2 separate regions of the Mus musculus genome follow, and region 2 is linked to region 1. The links are chromatin contacts, found by Hi-C or POLR2A ChIA-PET in ENCODE. All regions are on one chromosome and are shown on one strand. Each heading gives the region's core, a stretch centred on a gene start or an enhancer-like site at or near the end of the contact. The rest is flanking DNA. Distances are from core to core; before and after follow the strand shown.

Region 1 (6,949 bases), core at 2,888-5,387:
TGTATACAGAAGTCAAATGTTTAAATTCATGAAGTAAAAAACAGACAGAACTGAAAAAAGAAATCAGTTCACAATTATAGGGATTACAACACTTCTTTCACTTATTGTAGTATGAGAAGACACAATATAACACAGGATAGACAAAACAAAAACAAAAACAACCAAAAACAATCTGGGAACTTGAAAGAGACTTTAAAAGAGCACTATCCATCAATTTAGTCAACTGTTAGCACAACAGATGTACGGTATATTTCATAAGGGTCTTAATTTACATATCCCTAAGGGCAAATGAGGCTGAACACCATTTGAAATGAACACTAGTTGTGCTTATATCTATATGTGCTAATCTTCTATGACGTTTCTGTTCAAGCCTTTGCCACCCTCTCTTTTTGATCCAGGGTCTCACATCTAGCCTCTAACTTGTGATCTTCCTGCTTCAGCTTCCTAAGAGCTGGGCTAACAGTCATGTGCTAACATGTCCACCCGCTATTTTTCATCTGTGCCTTTTGGCCTTGTGCTCAATTCCAGGAATTACCCATGAAATCTCAATTATTGTAGCTACTGAGGAAAGTTCTAGCACTCATGCTGCCAAAAGATCCCTTTCTTGCTTCTTGAGTGAATTACATTGCTCATGGAGTTCTGTCTACAGGAATGTCCTCTTCTGGGGCTCAAATCTGTAAGAGGGGCAAACCAGAGGTGACAAAGGTAAATTATCTGCTGGGTTTGTGGAGCTTGATTTCTGGTTGTCTTTAATATGATTTCCCATTTACTTTTCCAGGGTCCTTCAGGAGATGTTTTAAAGTCTGCCAGACTTCATATCTACATTCAATGGGAGAGAGAGGTGTGCTTCTATCCCTTCATCTCACCCAGAACGAGAGCCATAATGCTCTTTTGAATAGATTTGTTCAGATCTATCTGCTGAATAAGCAAACACAGAATCATATAAAGTCAAAACTAACAGGTACTTAGCTACATTAAAAGGAAAGTAAGAACTTTTTAGGATTCTCTGTATCATAGTAAATATGAACTATTCAGATGGAAGAAAACTGGTTCTACATAGTCTATGATTCTGATCCATTTGGTTTTCTCTGGTCCACCTAAGATTCCAGTTAACAAATATTCAAGGGACCAGGATACCATGTTTTGTTTTGTTTTGTTTTTTTCTAAAATACATGGGTTGTTGGGGAGAAGGAGAAAAAAAGGAAAGACATATATAAGCTAAATACTTCTCCACAGGGAAGAAAAGGGTCAAAATTGAACATTATAATTGAAGCATAAAGTTACATCAGTGGCAGTTTTTATATCAGTCCCCAGTTTTTCTTATTTTCAAGATCAAGAGGTGAAGGTCTATGTCACTTTCTCTTGACTCTAAGCTCTGTGAACTGCTTCACTAATAAAATATTGTAGAAACATGGCTGTGTCCATTTGTAAGCCTAGGCTTTAGAAACTGGCAGCTTCCTCTTCCTGTCTCTTAAGACACATTTCTTTTGGAATCCAGCTACCATGCTGTGCAGAAGACCAGGTTATCTGTTGAGAGTCAGCATCAACTGCCAGATCTTCGAGGAAAAACACTCCTAGATAATACCAGTCCTAGCTAGCGACTTACAACTAGCTTATGAGTCTTTCCTGCTGAGGCTCTAGACACAATGGAACAGGGAGACAAACCAACCTGAACCAGTCTTCAGATTTCTGAAGCACCGATCCATGAGTTAACAATGGCTGTTTTCCATGCCATCATGCTTTTGAGCATGCTCAACAGAGCATCTTTAAGCTATACAGTAATTATGATGCAATCAAATTATTTTTAAAATAGTAAGCGTTCATGAAGATACAGTGGATTCTAAAGGAAAAACATGATCTGGAAAACTCTGGCAAGGGAGGTGTGACAGAAAACCATTAAACTTTGTCACAATATTAACAGAAGTATCAGAGTTAAGTTTCTAAATTCACTAGTGGGTGAACACTAGTGTTAGATTCTTTTTTTTTTTTTTTTTTAATGCTTGACACAAAGCAATGATTAATGCATCTGATACAAATCACTACCTTCATGGTACTTATGCTCAGCAGAGGAGAGAGCAAGCGCATCATCAGGATCAACAGCTTATTGCATGATATTAAATGCCGGGGAGAAATATGAACCCAGGAGGGGGGCCAGGGAGTGATATCGTTAGTGATGACAATAAGAAAGGCCTGCATTTTTAAGTATAAGGGCATCAAAATGCTACACTGTGGTGAGATTTGTCTGAAGATATTATAGAAGTGGAGGAATAAGCCACATCAATACTCAGGAGTGACTTCAGACAGAGCACTCCTGATAAAACAAGGAAGTAATATGGCCTGCAGCCCGGTGTACCTGGGAGTTTCTTGAGCAAACAAAAACTGTAAAAGGTGAGGTATTAAGCATAACTGAGATCCAGGCAGGCTAGGAAAATTCTGACAAAGCAAAACAAAACAAAACAAAACAAAACAAAACAAAAAGACCTATCGGCACTAAGAAGCAAATTCAACAACAGGGATGCTTTGTCTGTTTTGTTCATGAAGAATAGAGCCCAATTTCCGGGACACATTTACAACACATTTACTGGATGGATGAATGGAATCTCGGCTTTGCCACTCAGCTGCTCTCTAGCGTGTGACTAGATTGTCTTGAGTGTCCGTTCTCACTTTTAAAATTAGAAATAATTACTCTTACCTAGCTCACAAGTGAGTAGTGAAGACCAAGACTGGGAGATTTCTAAGAAGGGTAAGCTAGCTCTTCACGTTATAACTGAAGAAAGCAGCCATGGCAACTATCATTAACAACAGTCTATCTTGCCCCACCAACCTCAACCTCTAAAATCATCCTCTCCCTTCTGATGTCATGGAACCTGAGCTGGGTTATTTCCCTCTTAGCATGGAGGAGTAAAGCTAAGCTCTCACAGGCTTTTATTAATGAGTGACAGTAATTAAGAAATGAGGCCTACTCTTACTGACGTTTGAGCCTGAGAAAAATAATGAGAGACTGTTTCATGTAAAGAGTCTATGTTCTTTCATAGTAATTCAGGCTCCCTGCACATCATTTTTCATTTCTTTTAAAATGCAAGAACTCCCAATAAAAACACCTCAGCATGTTATTTTCCACTTAAACCTACACCAAACTGGTTGAAGAAGAAAAATAGAGAGCTATGAAGAACACTCTTGGGATTGGGGAATTTTTTTTTTTTTAAAGAGTCCAAGCAATGTGACAACCTCAAACTGCTTGAAAAAAAAAAATCAATCTACTTCTAGCATAACTTGAATTAGAGACTGTGTCAGTTTACTCTCCTGTAGATGGGGATTTCTTTTGCTTAAAAACTTTGAAGCTGGGATAAAAAGGTGCACATAAATGCATGTAGCACACGCTAAACATTTGCTAGGATTGAAGAAGCCTGAAAATATTAAGTTGTAATCTATTCAATGCCAGTTATAAGTCTTTAGAGTAGTCACAATCAAAAGGGACAAATTCTTAGTTCTCTTGGCTTTTATAGCTTCCCCTTTGGCCTCCTCTGTCCTCTGGGACTAATCTAGCCCTTCTCAGAATAGAATCCTTGGGGATTTTGCAGATGGTACCACGGAGCGCCCTTCCTCCTGCCTCCACAGCCTTGATGCTTTCAAGGAGTAGGAAGGATGTGGGTAGCAACAAGAGCTAAGACAAGGTGGAGAGAAGGCGGCAGCCTAGGCGCTAGGGCTGATAATTTCTCAACAGAATCTCTCAGACTCCAGGCTAAGGTCTAAGGCTGGCTGTGCTATCTGAGGTGTGTCACCTGACACCTTACAGGTTCCAGCCGACTTAGGCACCGGTGCGTGACGCCCAGCCGCCGAATGGAGGCGACAGGAGGGCCCGGCCTCGCTCTGCGGCCACCGCAAAGGACAAGCAGCATCTTTCTTAGTGTGGCCAAGGCCCAGATCCTGCTGTCCTCGCGGAACCGCCTCACCTGGCCGCGGCTTACGTCCCCACCGCCGCCCACGTCCAGCCGCGCTCACCTGCGAGCCCAGGCCCGGGCCCTCCATCACGACCCGCGCCCGCTCGGCCGCGGCTCCAGCGCAAAGTGGCGGCCGCGGCTCTCCAAGCACGCCTCAGCCGCCTCTCGCCCACTTCCGGCTCGCGCTCCGCCCTCCTAACTGCGCGCATCCTAGGGCTGTCAATCCGCCACGAGAAGCCAATCCCCGATCTCTCTCTCACGGGGGCGGGACTTTCTCACCTCTAGAGAACTGCCGGTCATCCCCGCCCCCTGCCCCGCCCCCGCTATGTTCTTTCCTTCAGCCCCACCCTTGGCACCACTTAGGGTTCCCACTCAGAAGGCTCTACAGGTGCAGGTTCAGGCTGTTGTTATTCCAACGTCCCCGAGTGGGCTACCCCAAAGCTAGCTGTCCTTGTGGAGTTCTCTCCCTCACCTCAATCTTCTCAACTGTGAGTCAAGAACAAACTTCATGTAAGCGTTTGGAAAATTAACTGAGGAAAAGTATTTACAGTCCCACAGCAGGGGTTTTGGCAGATGAAGAGCATCCTGCCTCATGGACAACCTCACAGATGTTAGCTGTTCTAGGCATTGGGAGTTCCTAACTGCTGCTCTTCAGTCATGTGCTCTTGAGCAAGATACTTTTAGCATCAGGGCCTGGTTCCTCATAGAAAGCAGAAGATGTGAGCGGTGGTAAAGGCACTTGCCAACAAGTGTTACGACCTGAGTTTGTTCTCCTGGATCATGGTGGGAAGGGAAAAGTCTTGATGCTTTCCACTGATTCTTACACACACACACACACACACACACACACACACACACACACACACACACAGCTCGTTCACCATGCCACCTCCACACACAAGTAAATTAATAAATGAAACAAAAATACGTTTTAACAAAAAAGAAAGCAGAAAATATGAGAGTTCCACAGGGAGGGTGGAGATATAACTGAATAAGCCTCTCCAGTCCCTTTTGGTAGACTGCATGGAGGAGAGGGCATATAAGTCTTGCACACATTGGTGGGCTATGAAACAAGAATACTCTTGGTTCTTACCAGTGGGGAGCTCTCTCCTACCTCAGTGTCCAGAAAACAATAGGGCTTTCCTGAGCCTGGACTCAACTCCGTTCTTTGTGATAATTCCTTGATGTGTCTGTTACCAAGCCCAGCTTGGTTAGATCCTTAGAGGCTAAGTCAGAATTAATATTGTGACTCTATGAAACCATGAAATAAGTGTCTGGAAATAAAGTGCTGGGTTACCCATGAAAAAATATTACCCTGAAACAGTAAAATTATAAGTGTATTATTATGGTCAGTGGCCCTACTTATTGGGCACACCATAGATTACCCATAAAGCCTACACCCACTGAAGATGGGAAACACTGTGTTTGTCTAGGAACTCCCAGTGCCCAGAACAGCACCGAGACCTAGAAACTATTTACCATAATTACAGTGACTAGATGGGTGGATGTACGAATGTGTCATCAACTTTTATGATGCTACGCAGAGCAAACTGAGTGACAAATCGAAGGATGGGCAAGTGACTTCCTCCAGAGCAAGAGGAAAGGCAGGTGGTTTGGATAACATAGGATGAAGCCTGGGGAGGCTCTCCAAGATGAGAGATCCTTGTAATGTAGTCACTGCCTGATCATTACCTAATCTGGTGTCTGTTTATTGATCACTTAGCGTGCATTAGCAACTGTACTGGTGCTCTGCATACGTTATATCTAATCCATGGGATGGTTTTAGCTGATTCCATAAATTCCCAATTTGCTTAATGCTTGGCAGAGAGAGGGTTCAATATCATTTCTTTTATTAGTTAGTGCTTTGGCCAATGTAATTTGGTTCTTTCCTCTTATTAAGGTGCCGTGGAACTCTAGGGAGGCTTGAAATCTCTCCCATGTTTTTGTTTTGATGTCCTATCATACTGGAAGAGTCTGCACTGAATAATTTCTGACACCCCTCTTCTTAGCCAGGCTCCGGAATCCACTCTGCTCCTTAGTTTTATCCCTCCAACAAGCTACTCGAAGTTAAGATAAGCACATCTGTGTCTAATTCCTCTATGGAAGGGAGCCCAGTGATGCGAAGGGCTGTCGCCATCTCTCACCTTTGAGAATACCTTTGTAGACATGCCCCAGTAGACAAGCATGACTGTGTGTGTGAGCTCCTGAAGCTGCCGGGGCTTGACCCACAGCTTCAGCCTTTAGTGATTTTGTGATCTTCAAAATGCTGCTCTACCTTTGTCCTTTGTCTCTCACCTGTAAGTAGGACACCAACTGATGTTTACTTCATGGTTCTGTTGAAAGAATGAAATGAATCGATGCGTGTGAAGTGTGTAGAGGACAGCTTGGTACACTCTAGGCTTGGTAAATGGGTTAGTTAGTATCATTATAATTGCCACACTCCTCCTCAGGTGGGGGATGAGCATTGGTTGGGACCAGTTGGATGCTATTGTGTCAAGGGGACAGCAAGCCTGGCTTTTAGTTTACACTCTGTGTGTGTGTGTTAGATTTCCAGGATTGCCATAAAAAAAAGCAGTACTGACTGAATGGCCAAAAGGCCGGTGAATTGCTGTCATATAGAGCAGAACGCTAGAAGCCTAAGGTCAAGGAAGGTCTCAGCAGGCTTGGTTTCTTCTGAGGCTGGTCTCCTTAGCTTGTGGATGGTCATGTCCTCCATGTGCCTTCTCAGATCTCCATTGCATGTATCTGTATCTTAATTCCTTCTCCTTGTGTGGACAGGATTTAAACTGGATTTGAGTCCACCCTGACCATACCTTACCCCTATTACCTTATATAAAAAGCCCTATGGGCAAATACAGTTATGGAGGGGAGAGGCAGAGCATTTGTCTGCCCACAACACTGTGATTCTAAGCAAACCATTTCCCCTTTTTGTAGATATCCTCATGTGTATATTTTCATGGAAGCTGAAGCTGAAAGCACTCTTTTATGGTTCCTCTTGGTTTTGATCA
Region 2 (6,949 bases), core at 1,858-4,357, 92 kb before region 1:
CAGCTGTGGTGATTGGTATGATTTAATGCTCCCAACAGCTGGTTTTGGGTGGATATGCCAATGCATATGGCAAAGGCTAAAATCCAATCTCTACAGGAAGCTGGACAGACATACAGCTAGTCACTGAAGGACCTGGGAGGAAGGGACTGTGAAAAAGAGAGGTCTCAGAACCCACCAATAGAAAAACATTTCCTTAGCCTCTCATCCTATCCTGGCCATGGGGGAGGACTTGCCCATGATTATGGGAAGGGACACGATTCAGAAACCCCTAAGGTTACCTTTGAATCTAAGTACCTGAGATGACATCCGTCATCCCCCTACCTTTGATATCTTTTTTTCATAATACTTATTTATTGTTGAATATGTTACACAATCTTCTGAGTTGTACAACACAGAAGAGTGACAGTGGGGTGGAAAAACTGGCCCAGCTCAGTGAGATATGAGCTATTGTGCAACTCATATGACCAGACACAAAGGCATGGAAATCTTCTTGGGTTATATAATCAATAACAAAAAAATAAGATTTGAAGGGAAAGTAAGAAAAGTGACTTCAAGCTTGTCCTCCAACCCCTCGTTTGCACAGTAAGCTGGAAGGTATTCTGCGGTCATCTTTCCTTTAAAATCACACCAAACTTCAAATTGACGCACTATACTTGCGTATGATGCTGGAGATGACCCCTGGGGCCTTGAGCCTGTTAAGTAATCCCTCTGCCCTGAGCTAAATCCCAAGATCCTTGCTTCCTTTTCAAGGTCTCATGACTGACAGCGTCAAGACTTTAAACCTCTCTTCGAAGCACCATTTTTTCATTCTGCTCCACGACTTTGATGACAACTGACAGGGAAGCCACCACTAAACAAAAATGATGTATCTCACCCTTTCTCCCATGTTGAGGGAGGGCTGGAAATGACTGTGACCTGGACTACAAGTCACCGACTTTGCTGTCCTGAGAATTTTCTGAGGCAAGGCACTAGGATATAAGAAGTGGTAAGGGGTGGGGGCTTGGGGGTAGGGTAGAGGTCCTGAATTCTGGCTCTGGATATAAGCTGGGCATCATTCAATCCTTCGGAGCGCTAAGCACTGACAGGTGAAAGATTTGACAAGTAGCCTGACAGACAGTGGCTTAGACAGAAGCCCACACACTACTTCTTGGTGATATATTTAAACTTAGTCCCTGCTCAGTAAAGATGTATCTGTTCTGTAAGCATCCTGTCCTGCCTCATGACGGATTTTTATTTTACATCCGATGCTACAGCCAGCCAGCCCCTATGTATAGCACGTGAATATTCAGGTCCAGTCCTGGTCTTGAGGAACACTTGGGTGACCCTGAGCACCGGAGCTTCTGATAGCTACTAGAACTGAACAGAGAGACACAAAGATGTGGCAGCATCTTGGAAGCCACCCTCAGGAAGAAGACCCTGGCTCATCACCTAGACCTCTGCCCAGTGTGCATTCCCTTTGCACCTGGATCCCGGGGCGGTGTTATGGCATCCACGCCCTAACCACCGCCAGGAAAACACAGTATCTCCCTTGAAGTCAGTGATGGTTAGCTTACTGATGGCCAAGCTCAGTGATGGGACTTGGACTGCGTGGCCCCGAGTCCTTCTGGAGGCTGAAGATACAAAGTTAAAAGCAGGAAGAGCCCAAACCACAATCTTAGATGTAAGCGGGTTGGGCAACATGCGGTCCGGGCGATCCCAGAGTGATCAGAAAAGGGGAAATGTTACAAGGCAAAGGCGGGTGCAAAAGAACTCGAGCACGGAAAGGCATAGTTGGGGTGCCGAGCTTCTTTTTCCACTTCTGCAAAATGAGGGTTTTGGACGAGATGGTCTCCTAACTCTAAAATTCCCTTGACCTGTTCGATATACCAGGCCGATGTCAGAAGCTCATAAAAGGAAAAGGAAGAAAAGCGGGAAAGAGCAAAGAGGGGATCGGCAGACGCAGGACACTGGGGACAGGCTTGGCGGGTTTTCTGAGTTTCTCTCCCTCCTCCCACACCTGCGTGTTCAGAGATCGGCCAACGCCCCGCATCCTTGGGCTTCAGACAACGAAGCTCTTTCCTCCTCACACGTTTCTTTCTGGAAACCGTGGAGCAGAAGCTGCTAAGCAGTCATGCAAAGGGTCGCAGAGGGAACGGTGTCGCTAGGGTCCAGAGGGCAGGTGAGCAGACCCGGTTGACGTGGCACCAAGCTGGGGATGGCGGGGAGCCCTCGAGTCCTAGCCAGCCAGCTCTGGACCAGCCAAATTTCATCCCCCAACTTCGATCTCGGATAAATGGTGTTTGCAAAAAGAAAAAAAAAAAAAAAGAAAGAAAGAAAGAAAGAAAAGGAAAAAAGAAAAAGGAAAAGTTTTTGAGGACTTTTCCCCAAGTCTGGCTGTAGGCGGGGTCGGAGGGTGGTGCCTACAGTCTGATTCGCCGCGGCGGCAGTGCAGAGGCGCGGATTGGCGCGCGGGGCCCCGGGCCGGGAGAGCGGGCGTGGGGGAGGGGAGGCTCCGCGCCCGCGGGAGCGGCTCGCGCCGGGAGCGGGTTAATTTCAAATCGGGGGCTGGACTGCTCCTGGACGGCCACGCTCCCGCGGCCCGCCCGCCGGCCCCCCCCAGCCCCGGCCCCGGTGGCGCCCCCGGCACCCACCTCTGCGCGGCGGGGCTAAGCGAGTCTCCCTGAGACGCGCTGGCTCCCTGAGACGCGCAGCCAGGATTCGGGGCCACCCCGGACCGTCAGCTCTGAAGGAGGATTGACAGGTGAGCGGGGAGCAGACTGCTGCGGCGGGGTTGTGGGATCCCGGGAAGGCCAGGGTGAAGGCGGCCGTTTCCCGCCTCCCGCCCCGCCGGGGCCCGTGGGGAGGAGCCGAGCTCCCGCGCAGAGGGCGGGGGAGGGGCTCGCCCGCGCTCCAGCCCCGCGCACTCGGGGGCGGTGCCAGCTACGGTCCCGCTTTCCGCGCCAAATTTTTAAATCGAAGGCGGAAGGTCCGGCCCCGCCTTGGGGACCTCTAGCCAATCGCAGGCCTTCACCGGGCTTACTGATTGGCTCGGAGCCGTCGCCCTGGAAACCGTGAGATGCTGTCTGGCTGCCCCCGGGGGCGGTGCAGTTGGCGGGGAGGAGGAGCCAGTGCTTGCGCCGGGCGGGACGCGGGCTACTGCTGGGGACTGTACCTGGGACCGGGAGCGCAGCGTACGGTGCGCTTTGGCATCGCGGTGATTTCGGCACCTAGGGAATCCTTCCCTCGCCCCAGTACTTCGTGTATTGAAAGAAGCCTGAAAAAGGGGGTCAAGATCCCAAAGCCCTTTGTAAATGCCCGGTCGTGCGCTTAGAGCGCAGAGGCTGAATTGGAGGGTTGTTCTCAGGCCACTTCACAAGTCCTTCCTTCTGAGCCTGTGCACGTGTGTGTCAGGCGAGAAACTTCAGCATCTCCCCCGATGCAGGCTCGGTGCGTGCTCCATCGGAACCCGGGCTCGTGCGCTCCGTCCGCAGCCCGGATCAGTGCACAGGTGGGTGCTTGCTACAGCCATCTCGAACCTGAGAGAGGACTGTCACTGTAGATTCTGTGTTTGCTTGAAGTCTCGTGACAGAAGGGTTTGATGGAGGAATTTACTGCTGTCTGTTGGCGCGGTCTGCCTAGAGGCAATGTCTGTCCTCAAGGCAAAAATAAACCTGGTTTGTCATTTTTTGTTTGTTTCCGGGGGCTCTTGTGTACGTGAATCATTTTCATCAGCTCTTAATTCTTGCTTTACTTTTTTTCCTTTTAAGGATAGTAAAAAACTTTAATCGATTGGACTACTTAAACCACTGGAACTTGGGGAGGAACTTCAGATTTTTCGTTTTTAAAGACACACTAAATGTATGAGGAATTGACAAAATGGAGAACCAAAAGGTATTTTTAAAGTCCAGTCTATACTGTTGCAATGTCAAATGAAGTATCATCCTGAGTTTTTCGTTAATAAGTTTTCTTAAATTTTTCGTTTGATAGTCACGAATGCTGTATCCTTTTGGTTAACTTTTACAGAAATCCAGAAGGAAATTTTAATTTTTGAAGAGGAATAGGGTTGTCCAGGGTTAAAGTAACCTTTTTGTTTCAAAAGTTTAATATAAATTTAATATATATGGAAAAAGCTTTGGGGTTTTTTCTGTGCTTAAAAAATTATGTATATGTTATTTACATGAACCATTGGAATTCACAAAGGTCATAATTTGATACTGGATTTCTTTGTAAGATAACATTTTAAAATGTCAGCCCTTTAACCTACTGGGCCTCCAAATGCTGTTCCTGACAGATCTCCTGGAAGCATTTAGATGTTAGCTCAATGCTGTCCTTGGCAGTGTTCACTGAAACCCCACCCTTGGATCAGCACCTCCTGAGGGCACCATACTGAACTGAAAATTCAGGTGCCAGCCCCATGTGACCTCCCTCTGCCTCGCATCATCGTCTGCTAAGTAGCAGATTCAGCAGAAATACACACTGAGCCCTTAGTTTCATGGTTGTAATAGAGGATTGTTAACCCGGGCTCCCAAAGTTACTGAGGAAACAGTGTATCTCTGTTCTCTGAGTTGTTGCCTTCCAAATCCCTTTCTTTAAGAATGGTGTACTGCCTGGTGTCTAAAAGTGAAGGGGGCCCAGTCTCTACTATCTATATGAATTGCTCTTAACTTACCAGTGTAGGTAAGTGCTAACTTACCATAGCAGAAACTAGCTCTGAGGCCTTAAATGGCTAACCTTACTTCCCTTGGTCCCATTTTCTGCATCTGTGCCTCAAGCGTTGATGTTGAAAGCAAATTTTTCTGGTCAGAAGTCCTGCTGGTAGGCGGGAGGCCCTAACCGTAAGGGCACCCTCACCTTGGCTGCTTGAGCCTGTTCCTGGTATATCAATGAGCAACCACTGCTCACAGCCACTCCACTGGGTGGGGCCTGGTGTGGGTCCTGAAAGCCTTTACCTGATGTCTCATTAGTAGGAATTTAGGAATTTAGAAGTGATCAGTTACTTAGAGTGATTGGTTCTAGTAAGGAAAGGGAAGGGACTGAGCTCTAAGCTATCTTTACAGCCCTCCTTTCTCAAAATAGAATTTAAAAATAAAACCTGTAGTTAATGTTATTTATTTATTAATGTAAATTCTTAGATCACATGGTGAAGACATTTAGATCCATAGTATCTACCAAGTTAAAAGTGGGAAGTTTAACTATTAAATTTACCGTAGTAGCAGGGGACATGCCTGTAATCACAACAGAGGCAGAGGCAGGAGGATTGTTAATTTAGGGTCAGCTTGTTACTACATAGTAAGTTCCAGACTGGTTGGAATGTATAGTGAGACCTTGTCTCAAGCAAAAAAGGAAAATACTGTCCAGAGATCACTGTGATATTCTTAACCTACTTGGTCAATATGAAAGGCAGAAAGCCTTTCTGCTAGGTTCTGTTTTACAATGAACTCAGTTATTAATTCCTCTTAAACCAGGAAAACCTCTTTTCTGAGCCACATAAAAGGGGACTGATGAAAAGCCCCCTGCATCCGTCCTCGAAGGCCAACATGGTGTTGGCTGAGATCCAGCCTGACTTGGGCCCTCTAACCACACCAACCAAGCCCAAGGAAGTCTCCCAAGGAGAGCCATGGACACCCACAGCCAACCTGAAAATGCTCATCAGCGCCGTGAGCCCCGAGATCCGAAGTCGAGATCAGAAAAGGGGCCTGTCTGACAACCGAAGTGCATTACCTGAAGCTAGAGACTGTTTGCACGTAGGTTTACAGGGAGGCTGGGTGGCGTTTGGGGGCTTGTGGATGAAGGGACGGTCAGTGTGGAGCCCGGAGCTGTTGGAAGGCTGTTGACCTGCTGAACATGGGAAGAGTTTGTAGCTTTGGAGCACAACACCGGGAATTGTACTCTATGAGTGATCTTTATCCCAGGCCTTAAGACCATTCCTATTCCCCTCCCACTTTGTTGCAGCTGTTCAAACCGCGTGCATGTGTGGGTAAGAGGAGTTAGTCATCTAGCACAGAGGCCCCCCAATAAATCTGTCATGCTCTATTCCAGAATGAGACATTATTTACCTTTCCCTCTGCAGGAACACTTATCAGGAGACGAATTTGAGAAATCCCAGCCGAGTCGGAAGGAGAAGAGCTTGGGGTTGCTATGCCACAAATTCCTAGCGCGGTACCCCAAGTACCCCAACCCTGCTGTGAATAACGACATCTGCCTGGACGAGGTGGCCGAGGAGCTCAGTACGTATGCCAGTTGCCAGGATGGTTAATGATTAGAGTGAGTCTGTGGACTTAACTCTTTTCAATCTGAGCTCATATAGTCACACTATCACAGATTCAGATAAGACCGTGTGGGAATTCAAAGCCTCACAAGTCCTGTTAATTTGAGCATAACTCGGTCTTGGAAGCAAACAAATGTCGGTGGAGAGTTTCTGGGTTCGGGTTGTCCCTGAAGCTGCACAGGAAGGAAATGGTGTTTTATGACTTGTTTCACAAACAGCTGCAGCTCTGGCATTCACCTTGACCCTGTCTGTCCCTGAGGAACTAGTGTATCCACAGGTGCATGAAGGGAAGATCTGCCTCTCTGCCATTTGAGACTGAGGATGGGTTAGGAGGCGGTTATTCTGTCTTTGGTATAAATTATGGGTGTCCTCTCTTTATCACTTGGTAAAGACCTGGTTCTAGAGCAGGAAAGGAGGCTAGCAGATAAAAAGCTTTGCGGTCGTTAAAATACGTTTTTGTGTGCATGTATAAGTATGGGTGTCTATGTGTGTTCCTGTGTGCACAGGGCCAGAGGCCAACTTTGGATATCTTTCCTTAGGAACCTTGGTTTCTGAGAACAAGGAATCTCACTGGGACCTGGGGCTCACCAATTCATCGAGGTTGGCTTTTCAGATGGGTGCTGTGGATCAAACTCAGGCTAGCACTCTCCCAGTGGAGACATGTCCCCAGCCGGAAAGTATCTTAGTCTCAACTTTGCAGTA

Evidence for each region. A loop is a pair of places that touch in the nucleus more often than their neighbours do. ChIA-PET counts read pairs that join two places held with the same protein, here RNA polymerase II (POLR2A).
Region 2: a map of v-Abl transformed pro-B cells shows a loop between it and region 1 (2.6-fold over the local background). The contact joins the promoter of E2f8 here to the promoter of Zdhhc13 in region 1. A Hi-C loop is called at or near these places in 10 of 37 maps with a recorded cell type or tissue (T-helper 1 cell, T-helper 17 cell, adrenal gland and 4 more). POLR2A ChIA-PET finds 5 or more read pairs at or near these places in 3 of 5 experiments (Patski and embryonic stem cell).

Annotation. Positions count from the first base shown.
Region 1 is chr7:48,786,191-48,793,139 of GRCm38, reverse strand. Zdhhc13 (zinc finger, DHHC domain containing 13) reads right to left here and starts at 4,137. Exons shown (of 17, transcript NM_028031.3): 1 at 4,003-4,137. The coding sequence starts at 4,029.
Region 2 is chr7:48,877,199-48,884,147 of GRCm38, reverse strand. E2f8 (E2F transcription factor 8) reads left to right here and starts at 3,107. Exons shown (of 13, transcript NM_001013368.5): 1 at 3,107-3,487; 2 at 3,747-3,870; 3 at 5,445-5,723; 4 at 6,050-6,206. The coding sequence starts at 3,856. Gm2788 (predicted gene 2788) reads right to left here and starts at 2,848. Exons shown (of 2, transcript NR_155436.1): 1 at 2,631-2,848. LOC115486422 (a long non-coding RNA gene) reads right to left here and starts at 6,107. Exons shown (of 3, transcript XR_882082.2): 1 at 6,036-6,107; 2 at 5,701-5,817; 3 at 3,524-3,627.